2 separate regions of the Homo sapiens genome follow, and region 1 is linked to region 2. Evidence: chromatin contacts called from ENCODE Hi-C data. All regions are on one chromosome and are shown on one strand. Each heading gives the region's core, a stretch centred on a gene start or an enhancer-like site at or near the end of the contact. The rest is flanking DNA. Distances are from core to core; before and after follow the strand shown. Region 1 overlaps KCNK13 (potassium two pore domain channel subfamily K member 13). Region 2 holds the start of PSMC1 (proteasome 26S subunit, ATPase 1).

The links. A loop is a pair of places that touch in the nucleus more often than their neighbours do.
Region 1: a loop to region 2 is called in a map of endothelial cell of umbilical vein, with 9 times the contacts of the local background. The contact joins the enhancer-like site here to the promoter of PSMC1 in region 2. A Hi-C loop is called at or near these places in 1 of 168 maps with a recorded cell type or tissue (endothelial cell of umbilical vein).

Annotation. Positions count from the first base shown.
Region 1 is chr14:90,137,839-90,144,154 of GRCh38, forward strand. The region is part of intron 1 of KCNK13 (potassium two pore domain channel subfamily K member 13); the gene reads left to right. Among named protein-coding and RNA genes, the nearest start is that of KCNK13, 79 kb to the left of the region's middle. Within about 2 kb of position 2,618, at least 3 of the 41 ENCODE cell types and tissues checked have a DNase peak (open chromatin) inside an H3K27ac peak, as active enhancers do; they include endothelial cell of umbilical vein, where a contact is called at or near this core.
Region 2 is chr14:90,251,712-90,257,993 of GRCh38, forward strand. PSMC1 (proteasome 26S subunit, ATPase 1) reads left to right here and starts at 4,842. Exons shown (of 11, transcript NM_002802.3): 1 at 4,842-4,889. The coding sequence starts at 4,887. RefSeq lists enhancers at 4,488-5,017, 4,893-5,132, 5,018-5,545.

The DNA of each region.
Region 1 (6,316 bases), core at 1,368-3,867, 120 kb before region 2:
TGTGTGTTTAAAAAGGCTGTAGCTTCTTATAATTAGAGATTGATTCCACTGTTAGCCTGGCAAGTGGTCCAGCTTTTAGCGTGAAGACAGGATCGGTTCTCAATGAGGAGTTGCTGTTATCTATGGTGGAGTAGGGAGATATTCTAGGGCTGATTATTCACCCGTTGGCATCCTCTGACTTGAGTCATTTTGGTCATTTCCCTGCTTATTAGTACCCATAACAGAGAAAAAAATGTAGGGTCAAGAACCTGAAAGTCAAAGCAATTAATTTGACTTTTTACTTACAGCTTTTTATTTCCATGCTATTTTTTTCAAAATGTAAATAGCTTTATTATTATTTTCTGTTTGTAGAAGTAATATGTGCTCATTGTAAAAATATATATATGTAAACAATTCAGAAATATATCAAGTATAAAGTCCTATTGCAAATTTTACTCCCCCAAAATAACTACTATTAGGAGTTTTATCTCTATCCATACAGGTCTTTCTGTCCATGACTGAAACATGTACTACCATTTTGGTTTCCTAATGGGATCATATTACTTACAGAATTCTGTAACTTTTCTTTCTCCCAATGTGCTGATGTCATATGGTTGATAAAATGTGACAGTGTGCTTAAAGTGTTTAGCCCAGCACCTGTCACACAGTTAGGACTCAGTAAGTAGTGACATTTATTCAAGGGAGATTTGGAGGTTGTCTTTGGCTTTCATATCAGCATTCCCTATTTACCATGGATAATTGAGAATTTATATAAAATGTCAGAGAAGGGAGACTTACAGAAAGGAATCTAAAAATCCATTCAATGGGGCTTGACATAGGATCTCTGAGATCTCAAAAATGCCATGTACGGCTGTGTGATGTGTGCACTGCACAAAGGCCCCCAGCTGAGGGGTAAGCCCACCCTGCCTGCACTCCATAGCTGCACCCATGGGGCCTTTTTCTTCTCAGAGGGGAGTTTCTTTCCAATTTGCACAGATTGGTGCTATACCCACTAGTGACATCTCTTTGACTGCTGGTAAGAGGTTGCTTCTGGGGTTAATTTTCTGTTATATGGCCCAGAAGAAATGGCCAGGGGAAGAGTATGGCCAGAAAAAAACACATCGAGGCAGGCAGTGTCTAGAAGGCAACAGTGGGGCTCTGGGGAAGTCAGCAAGGTCAGCAAGGCACAAAGTGTTTTGTTCCGTTAATCAGGCACAGTGGGGCTCAGAAGGCTCTAGAAGGATAGAATCACATGGGACCAGTGTGGTTCAGACATCCAGTTAGCACTGGAGATGCTAACTGGTGAGGTCCGTCCTCTCACAGAGCTTTAACTTTATCATAAATTGCATAAATACATGAGAGGTTATTTGAGATGGGGCAAGTGATGTTGAAAGCAAACAAACACAGACTGTGATGATTGAATGCAGCTGGGGAGCGGGGCAGGCTACTCTTCAGGTGGCCAAGGGTCTGGGGAAGTGATATTGAAGCTGAGACCTGCATCCAGCAGTGTGAATGAGGAATCGGGGAAGAGCATTCCAGGCAGAGAGAATAGCAGATGCAAAGGCCCTGTGGTGGGCCAGCATAGCTAAGGCACAGTGAGCAAGGGGGAGAGTGTGATGAAATGGGGCTGGGGGTGAGGCAAGACTTCGAGCATGCGGGGGCCCTGTAAGGCAGTGAGGAGGTGGAGTTCTTTCCTTTTGTACAGCGTGGTGCCGTTGAAGGATTCTAAGCAAGGGAGTGATGAGATCCAATTTATATTTTTAAATGATCACTCTCATAATGAAACATTAACAATTTACTCTGACACTGGGAGGAAACAGTGTTGTACGTGAGCAAGAAAAGAAGCAGAAACATCCGATAGGGGCTGGGTGCGGTGTCTCATACCTGTAATCCCAGCACTTTGGGAGGCCGAGGCAGGTGGATCGCTTGAGCCCAGGAGTTCAAGACCAGCTTGGGCAACATGGCAAAATCCCATCTCCACTAAAAATACAAAAATTAGCCGGGCGTCATGGCACACGCCTGTAGTCCCACCTACTCGGGAGGCTGAACCATGAGAATCGCTTGAACCTGGGAGCTGGAGGTTGCAGTGACCCGAGATCACACCACTGCCCTCCAGCCTGGGTGACAGAGCGAGAGTACGTCTCAAAAACAAACAAAAAAAAATTCTGCTAGGAACGTGCACAGTGGTCCAGACCAGCAGTGAGGTCTTCGACTGTGGGGTGACTGTGCAGATGGCAGGTAGTCAGATTTGAGATTTTGGGATGCAGGACCCACCATTTCAGGGGAACCAGGCAAATTATCATGAAAGAGACTGGAGACGTAAGGGTTAAAACAGGCCCCTTGGCTTTGGGGTTCGATGTTGGAGTGTGGTTATAAGAACAGGGAGAAAAACCACACCTCAGAGCCTCTGAGCCATCATGCAAGGCTCCTTAAATTCAAGAGGTGGATTCTCCCAGTGCCTGTTCTCACCTATAAAAGATGTAAGAGACTTGTTCATTTCTTCTGGTTCTTGAAGTCCTACCACGCATCAAAAACATTCTGGTTCTTGAAGACCCATTGAGAAGCAATGAACATGAACATTTTAACGTACCGTACTACAAGGCAGTAATTTGATACTGGGGGAAGAGGGAACAAAGGAATGGTGCTATTAACTGTTCAACATTGGTGCAGGGCTGGGGACTGTGAGTCATCATCCCTTCCAGACGAGTCCCCTCTCTCTAAAGAGAGAAATCTGGTACTAAAACTGGACAAGCACGGAAATAAATTGAAACCCATTTCATTTTAATGTTGCGCCCTTGAAAATCCCACAGGATTCCCTGTAAGATCCTGCTGTACCCTCCGAATTATCTGAGGAAGATTAGTCATGCCCCGTAGAGTTTGCGGGTTAAGGATTTGGATGGGAACTGCGGATAAATGTGCCTGTGACTTCTGTAAGTTTTAAGTTCCTTGATGAGAAATAAATCAGCAAAGGTCATTGTCTCCCCGGGGCGCAGTGGATGTTTTAATGATCATTCCTCTGGCTACTTTTGGCAGAATTCAGATTAAGGAAGTAAATGATGGCAACTTAAAGGCAACATGTGGCAGAGGGGACCTGAGCCCCCCACAGCTCTCAGCCACCCACTCTCACATTAGGGGAAGTTACGTTGTTTCTCAGCTGACCAATTTAAGCTCCTACCCATAGCGAATGAGAAGGAAGGGCGTCACTCCGCCACCTGCCACCCCATCCCCTGGAAATGGGGGTTCTCCTGGACACTGTAGCTTCCCCAGGTCAAAACCAAGAGAGCTGGACCCTGCTAGCAGCCCTTCCTCCTCCATTACTTGCCTGTCCCTCAGGAAGTGACTCAAAGGTTGACTGCATTCCCAGGAGGGTTTGCCTTCAATGCAAACACACACAAGAAAGTGGCGTCACAGTTTGAGGCTTGATAGTATAACCAGAGCTATTTGTTTTAAACCATAGCTCTTATTTCTTGCAGCTTTCTTGAACTATAATTGACATACAATAGTCTGCACATACTTGACAATTTAATGAGTACACAAATGCATACAAATACATGCATTCCTGAAACCATCTAAGCGATTTAGGTAAGGAACAGATGCATCATGCCCAAGCATCCTTATGCCCTCTTGGGTTTTTTTGTTTTGCTTTGTTTTGTTTCTGAGATAGAGTTTCGCTCTCGTTGCCCAGGCTGGAGGGAAATGGCACGATCTTGGCTCACTGCAACCTCTGCCTCCAGGGTTCAAGCAATTCTCCTGCCTCAGCCTCCCGAGTAGCTGGGATTATAGGTGTGCACCACCACACCTGGCTAATTTTGGTATTTTTAGTAGAGACGAGATTTCACCATGTTGGTCAGGCTGGTCTCGAACTCCTGACCTCAAGTGATCTGCTGGGCTCGGCCTCCCAAAGCGCTGGGATTACAGGTGTGAGCCACCACGCCCAGCCTTATGCCCTCTTGGGTTTTTGTTTTGTTTTGTTTTTTGGGGGGGGGGACGGAGCCTTGCTCTGTCACCCAGGTGGAGTGCAGTGGCGCAATTTTGGCTCACTGCAAGCTCCGCCTCCTGGGTTCACACCATTCTCCTGCCTCAGCCTCCCAAGTAGCTGGGACTACAGGTGCCTGCCACCATGCCTGGCTAATTTTTTTTTGTATTTTTTTAGTAGAGATGGGGTTTCACTGTGTTAGCCAGGATGGTTTTGATCTGCTGACCTCATGATCCGTCCGCCTCAGCCTCCTAAAGTGCTGGGATTACAGGCATGAGCCACCGTGCCCAGCCTTATGCCCTCTTGTAGCTCACCCCTCCCTTCCCTGTCCCCAGGTAACTAGCGATCTGCTCTCTGTCACTACAAATTACTTTGCATTTTCTAGAATTGTACGGAATTGGAATTGCACAATATATGTTCTTTTTTGATTGGCTCCTTTCACTCAGCATAATCATTTTGAGATTTATTTATATTGTTACATGCATCAATAATGTGTTTTCTTGTTTTGGCTGTCCAATTCTTTTTTTTTTTTTTTTTTTTTTTGAGACGGAGTCTCGGTCTGTCACCCAGACTGGAGTGCAGTGGCATGATCTCGGCTCACTGCAAGCTCCGCCTCCCAGGTTCATGCCATTCTCGTGCCTCAGCCTCCCAAGTAGCTGGGACTACAGGTGCCCGCCACCATGCCCAGCTAATTTTTTTTATTTTTAGTAGAGATGGGGTTTCATCGTGTTAGCCAGGATAGTCTCGATCTCCTGACCTCGTGATCCACCCGCCTCGGCCTCCCAAAGTGCTGGGATTACAGGCATGAGCCATTCTGCTCAGCCTTGGCTGTCCAATTCTTTAAGCATCATTTGTTAAAAACATGTTTCATTTCCAAGTGAATTGCCTTGGCACTGTAAGGGAGGAAAAATATGTTTTCCCTGTATCCTCCTAGGTTCTTAAGTTGGTCCTGTAAATTAAGCTGACAAAAGACGGATTAAACAAACAGGTTTATTAACATGTGCTTATGTATGGGAGCATTCACTGGTAACAAGGTTGGTTAGGACTTGGGCTTACATAGCACCTTAACAAAAGATCAATATATTTTTAAAGAAGTGACAAGACACAGGAAAAGGACTATACGTTTCTAGGGGAGCAAATTGTGGGAAGGTAAATGTATGGGGGAACTAGTGGAAGATAAGGGCTAAAGGGCTAGTTAATAAGGTTTGTTACGTAGATTCCTCTGGTGCCAATTGCTGGGCTGATGAACATCTAGAGTTATCTCCTGTGAGTAAAGTTTGTCCTTCCTGGTAAGGAAAAAAGGTAGGGACACCTTTACAAATTTATGTCCCTGTTTTAGGAGAAGAGCAGAAACTTTCTTTCTTTCTTTCTTTCTTTCTTTCTTTTCTTTTCTTTTCTTTCTTTCTTTTCTTTCTTTTCTTTTTTTTTTTTTGAGACAGGGTCTTGCTCTGTCTCCAGAGCTGAAATGCGGTAGCGTGATCTCGGCTGGCTGCAACCTCTGCCTCCTGGGCTCATGCCATCCTCCCTCCTCAGCCTCCCAAAGTGCTGGGATTCGCAGCTTTTCATACATCTGCTTCTTCTCAGTTGCCTTCAACTCAGAATAATCCTTATGCCAAAGCAGCACATTTGGGAGTGGCATATTCTGCTACCCTTCAGCATCTTTGTAAAGAATCAGTTGACCACGTATGTGTGGGTTTATTTCTAGGCTCTCTATTGCGTTCCACTGATGTACATGTCTGTCTTTATGCCCTCACATTATCTAGATTATTGCAGCTGTATAATAAGTCTTGAAATCAAGTAGTGTAAGTCTTGTGAAAAGAAAAACTTTAGGCAAATTAAATTTAGTAGAGTTTAATTGCACAAAGAACAATTCATGAATCAAGCAGATCCTAGAACTAGGACAAATTCAATGAGACTCTGGGGCTGCTATGTGCATGGATAACATTTCTAACAGAAAAAGGGAAGAGATGTGCAGAAAACAGAAGCGAGGCAGAGAAAAAGAGCCCAGTTGGCTCCAGCATGGTGTTTGCCTTATTGAACATAATTTTGACAGTTGGCCGCCTGCAACTGACTGACACTAGACTGAGACTCAGCTATTTGTCACAAAGGCAAATTCCTATTTGCTTTTCAATTTGTTTATGTACTAAGTTAGGTTGCAGTTTGCTATGTAGGACTTGGACGGAGGCTTCTAAAGCCCAAATTTAGTTTAACAGTCTCTAACATTGTTCTTTTTCAAAGTTGCTTTGGCATTCCAGGTTCTTTGTATTTCCATGTGCATTTTATAATTGTCATTTGCTACAAAAATGCTGCTGGAATTTTGATTAGAATTGCATTGAATCAATCTGGGGAGAACTGACATCC
Region 2 (6,282 bases), core at 3,592-6,091:
GGTTTGTGTAATTGAAAAACAAAGTTGAGGGTTTTTTTTTTTTCCTCCCAAGAAATAAATCTGATTTGGCTCAATGGGTTGAAGTGGAGCACTAATTGTCAATTGGACATTTTTCAGAAATAGAATGCTCTAAAACTCTGCTGCTCCATGGTTTTGACAAAAATATATCTAAAGAAGGTTAACTTTTAAATTCTTATGATTTTAAAATCGTATGAAAAATGTCGTTTTTCCAGGCTGGGTGTGGTGGCTCACGCCTGTAAACCCAGCACTTTGGGAGGCCGAGGTGGGTGGATCACTTGAGGTCAGGAGTTTGACACCAGCCTGACCAAGATGGTGAAACCTCGTCTCTGCAAAACATACAAAAATTAGCCGGGCGTGGTGGCAGGTGCCTGTAGTCCCAACTACTCATGAGGCTGAGGCAGGAGAATGGCTTGAACCTGGGAGGTGGAGGTTGCAATGAGCCCAGATCATGCCACTGCACACCAGCTTGGGCAACAGAGCAAGACCCTGTCTCAAAAAAAAAAAAAAATTGTATTTCCAGGGGTATAATAAGATTAACGATAGTCAAGATTTTTCAGTTCTTTTTCAGGCTATTGGTTTAAACTCTGAGTGAAGGAGTAACAGGTCTTCATGGATAGTATTTGGTAGGTCGTGGGAAAGCCTTTTGGGTGCATTTCCCAGAAACTAAGAAACTGAATGACCCTAATGACTGGTGACTGAATTGTTTTGCACCTCCAATGTTTTCTAGTTCTTTGCAAACACATTGAAGACTTATTTCAAGTTATCATTAGTAATAGATTTTGTGGATCAATCACTGTGTGATTTTCTGTTTAGAACACAGGATTGGAAAGAATTGTGTGACATTTTCATTACAAAATTATTTCATTTCCCATTTATGTGAACGAGAATTCTCAGCCCAAACATCTATAAACAATAACTAATGAGACTAGAATTGGTGCTGAATCCTGCCTCATTCTGACATTGTCATATCCATCCATGGGTAGGTGAAATGAACACTAACTTAGCACAAACTGTATATCATCTTGATCAAGTGCGTACTAGTGGTAATTGATAATAATTCAAAATCCAGAAAACATTTTTAGCATGTAGGACCCAAAAGACACAGAAAATAGAATACATTAAAAATTTTTGACTTACATAAAACTTTTGCAAAAATGTGCGAGAGGTCAATCAATAAAATGTTTTCCAGCCTCAACATACATGATATTAGGATAAAAGTATGCATGATAAATGGAATGGAAATATTCGCTTCAAAGGGAAAAGAGATGAAAGCAAATATTTTCAATGCTAGAAAAGAGCCTGCGTACATAAGTTTGAAATGGATGAGATATCAAGCTATCATGATAGTTAGATTCCTTTGTGTATATACATTAAAATGTCAATACTTAAAACTTCCTGGCAAGTGGATCATTTGCAGCTATTTAAACTTATATGAAATTTAGATGCTAACCTAGAAATGTATCAAGAAATACATTTTGCAAATTACTTTCGAGAATGCATGAAGAAATGTGTTTGAAGATCACTGTACCACTCTACGAAGAGATTGTAAATTTTGAATGGGATACGGGACCATCTAATATATGCACAGAATGAGTGTGCCAATGGCAATTTGTATATTAACAAGAAATACTAATAAGGCCAGGCGCGGTGGCTCACACCTGTCATCCCAGCACTTTGGGAGGCCAAGGTGGGTGGATCACTTGAGGTCAGGAGTTGGAGACCAGCCTGGCCAGCATGGTGAAACCGCGTCTCTGCTAAAAATACAAAAATTAGCTGGGCATGGGGACGGGTGCCTGTAATCCCAGCTACTTGGGAGGCTGAGGCAGGAGAATCGCTTGAACCTGGGGGGTGGAGGTTACAATGAGCCAAGATTCTGTCACTGCACTCCAGTCTGGGTAACAGCATGAGACCTTGTCTCAAAATAATAATAATAATCAGAGTAGCTGATACCTAGAGTAATTGTCCTATGCCAAGTGCAATTCTCAGCATTTTACTTTAGTCCTCAAACAATGGCACCATGAAGGAGGAACTATAAAGGTCCCTATTTCACAGACGACAGAACTGAGACACAACAACACAGCTCACTGGTGACAAGGCTGGAAACGAGACCTGGCGTTAACCCCTTGGCTGTTTGATTAGTAATTATTCTTATTTTTTAAATAAAAAGTCATTCTGATGGCTTCTTCCAACACACGAATGGGCCCCTGGGCCACCAGGGTGTGGCTGCCCTGCTTTGCAGACCAGTGTTCTGGAGTTCCGGCTCTAAAAATGTGGTGTATGAGTCACCCAGCCTCAGAATCCCTTGGGGTATCTGTTAAAATGCAGGTGTCTGGGCCCTGCCATGGGCCTATAGAATCACAGTCTCTGGCGGATGGCACCAGAGTCTGCATTTTGTCAGCATCTGGGCTGGTTCTGATGTGCTTGAGGTTGCAGGGGGGCTGCTGAACAGGATGCACGCTCGCCTCTGGCACCTGCCCTCTGTCCACCCCGGCCCCGCCCCCTCTGTCCACCCTAGCATGAGCCCTCCGTCCACGTTTGGACACCTTCCTACCTCAGCCTCCATTCCATCTACTTTTGGCAAAAATCTCTTAAGAATCAAAAAACAAGAGTTTTATCCTCTCCGTATCCTCAGCCGGCAAGGTAGATAATTATCCCGTTATACAGATGAGAAAATGAGGATGACTTGCTGATGTCACACAGCTAGAGCAGAGCCTCCGGAGAGGAAACCTGTTGGTATCTTGATTTTAGCCCTGTGAGACCCAAGTTGAACTTCTAACCCAGAGACCTTCTAGCTTTGAGCACTACATTTATGGTCACTTTCTTTTTTTTTCTTTTTGAGATGGATTTTCCTTCTTTTCGCCCCGGCTGGAGTGCAATGGCGCAATCTCGGCTAACTGCAACCTCCGCCTCCCAGGTTCAAGCGATTGTCCCGTTTCAGCCTCCCGAGTACCTGAGATTACAGGCATCTGCCACCACTCCCAGCTAATTTTTGTATTTTCAGTAGACATGAGGTTTCACCATATTGGTCAGGTTGGTCTTGAACTCCTGAACTCAGGTGATCCACCCGCCTCGGCCTCCCAAAGTGCTGGGATTACAGGCGTGAGCCACGGCGCCCAGCCCCTGTGCATCTCTTTTGCCCTATGGCTGACTCTCAATCCTCCCCACCCGGTTGACAGTCATCTCTGCAACTCTCCCTCTTTTCCACTTGCAACTTCCAACCTCCCCAAGTGCTGAGCACTCCAAGTAGTCTTTCTAATCCTCTCCCTGCTTTCTCTTAGCTGTCCATTATGTAGATAAACTTAAATTTTCTGCTTACTTTATGTCACTTCCTACAGCCACAATAGGAAAGTCTGATGCCAACGTTGGCTACTCTCTTCATTACTGGGTTCTATTGACTCGCCTTTAACCGCTGAGCTTCCACTGGGAGTTATGTGCCTGTTTCTGACTTCTTCACTATATGGTGTCTCTAATCTCCATCCTCTGCAGCTTCTACTGCAGGGCCTCTGCCCTGGCTGTTCCCTCTACCTAGAAAGCTCTTCCACCAGATATCTGAATAGCTTACTCCTTCATGCCTTACGGGCTTTTGCTCAAGTATCATCCAATTTAAAGTTAAAATCACCCACCACTGCTGCATGCTCCTAATCCTAGGCATTTTTCCTAGGCATTAATTTTTCCTATGGCATTTACCACTATGTGGCATACTATATATTTTACTATTTACTTGTTTCTTGTAAAATGCATTAGGGAAAGGATATTTATTTTGTTTTTTAAATTTTTATTAATTTTTTTTTTTGAGACAGAGTCTCGCTCTGTCACCTAGACTGGAGTGCAGGGGCGTGATCTCACTGCAACCGTCGCCTCCCAGGTTCGAGAGATTCTCATGACTCGACCTCCCAAGCAGCTGGGATTACAGATGCCCACGATGATGCCCGACTAATTTTTGTATTTTTAGTAGAGATGGGAGTTTCACCATCTCTATCCTATGTGTGATACTGTCCTATCGTGTGATTTCATGTGTCATGTACACTAGATGCCAGATTTGTTAACAGAGGTCGATAGTGCTAAGACTTTCTATTACCGTGTTGCAGTGATGATGAAAAGGAAGAAGTATACCTGTTGTGTGTTCATAAGGGAAATATTTTTAGTGTTTCACAACTAAAATCCCTAAATCAATCTGGAGCAGAAAAAAAATCATCCATTTCTCCAGTTCAGAAAGATGCAGTATTTTGAGCACTTGTTAATGAAATTTCCAGAAACAGAAGGGATTGTTGCCATTTTTCTGATGTCCTGGAGGGTGTAACAAATGAGGAACTTTACCAATCAGCTTCAAGATGAGGAATTTAAGACATTTGGCATCATCACAAGTCACAGGTCATCAGAAAAAGACAGGTTTAGAAGACTCGTTACACACATACTCCCAGATGTGCAGGTTAAATTCCAGAAGCTGAATAATAACTGAAATATTTGTGCAAATGTATATGTCAACTTCCCAGTTCCAAATACCATTCCAGTTTTTAGAACCATAAAGTTCTTCCCAGTTATAAATTTTGCATAATTTAAATATTTTATATTTTCACGATTGTCCTAATTCTTTGACAGTAGGGGTCATTGTCTTAAGTTGTTGACAAGCGCCTCATAACGGGTATTCAAAAATTTCTTTCAAGTAAAATATTTATAAAGTTCACTTTATGCTTATAAACTGCTGCGTTGCCCTAGACCGCCCGCACAAGCCCTTGGAGCACAACTTGGTCAGCGCAGAATTTGGTTCCTATCAGCTTCCGTAGCGTCCCTAACGACTTCCGCCTCTGGCGGGCCGCAGTGGTGGAGGAACTTCCGGCAGCGGCAGCTCAAGTGGCCAAGGCAAGATGGTGAGTGACTAAGGGTTTCTTTCCGCTGGTCGTCGCGGTGCGATGGGGTCTCAGCAGCCTGAGGCGAGAGAAAGAGGCGGCTGCCCGAGGAACTGGGACAGCCCTCTTCTCCTTTTGCCGGCCTGATCTTCTCGGCGGGTGGAGGCTCCCAGAGACCGCGCTCATGTCCACCGCGGGCCGGGGCCGACCAACGGGCCTTGCCCGGGGATCCTGGGGCCGGGGCTCAGAGCAGAGAGAGGGTCTCCTGCGTGGTCTTGTGGGGCGGCAGAACGGATCAGGCCGCTGGCTTTGCTGCTCCGCCGACCAGGGCTTTGCTGATCGGCGCTGGGAGTTTCGGGGGCGCCTCCTCGAGTCACCGGGAAAAATGCTTTTTGAGTCGGGCAGGTGAAGGGTGCTGGAGAAGAGGGTGGGATTCATTCCACCTGAGGAGTTGAGCGCGGAGTCGTGGAAGGCCTTTCGGAGCTGGGGGCATTTGAAGGAGGCCTTAAAGACGTTGTTATGACAGGCGGAGCTAAGACGGAAAGGGCCCGTGGTGCAGTAGTAATAATAAAAACAGCTAGCATTTATTCATCAATTCACTAAACAAGTATTTACTGAGCACTTGGTGTTTTGTTGTTGTTGTTAAACTTTTGGCTAGCTTCTGTTGTAGACACTGAGGATTGATTGAAGTCCCTGCCTTCATAGTGCGTACATTCTAGAGCAGAAGGCAGACAATCATCAGAAATATGTAATATGATGTCAGGGGTGGGGTGGTCATTGTTGTATGGTTATTGTATAGAAAGGGATAGCTTGGAGGAGTGGCTGCTTTTTATAGAGTCAGCGAAGGTAGCTCTGAGGAGGTGAAATTTGAGCGGACCGAAATTGAGGGAGTAACCCCTGCAGATGTCTGAGGGAAATGTGGTCAAGGCAGAAGATACAGCAAGTGCAAAGGACCTGAGATGGGAATGTTTAACCTGTATCATGAACGGCAAGAAGGCCAGATCTCATAGAGGTCTTTTTTATTTTAATTTTAATTTTTATTTTTTTGAGACGGAGTCTTGGTCTGTCGTCCAGGCTGGAGTGCAGTGGCGCGATCTCCGCCTCCCGGGTTCAAGCGATTCTCCTGCCTTAGCCTTCCAAGTAGCTGCGACTATAGGCGCCCGCCACTACGCCCGGCTAATTTTTGTATTTTTGTAGAGACGGCGTTTCACTCTGTTGGCCAGGCTGGTCCTGAACTCCTGACCTTATGATCCGCCCGCCTCGGCCTCCCAAAGTGTTGGGATTACAGGCGTGAGCCACCGCGCCCGGCCTCATAGAGGTCTTATACGGATTTCTGGGTAGTATTCTAAGCATGTACCAAGTACTTTTCCAGCATTTTCTCATTTATTACAACAGTTCCCTCGAGGTAATTACT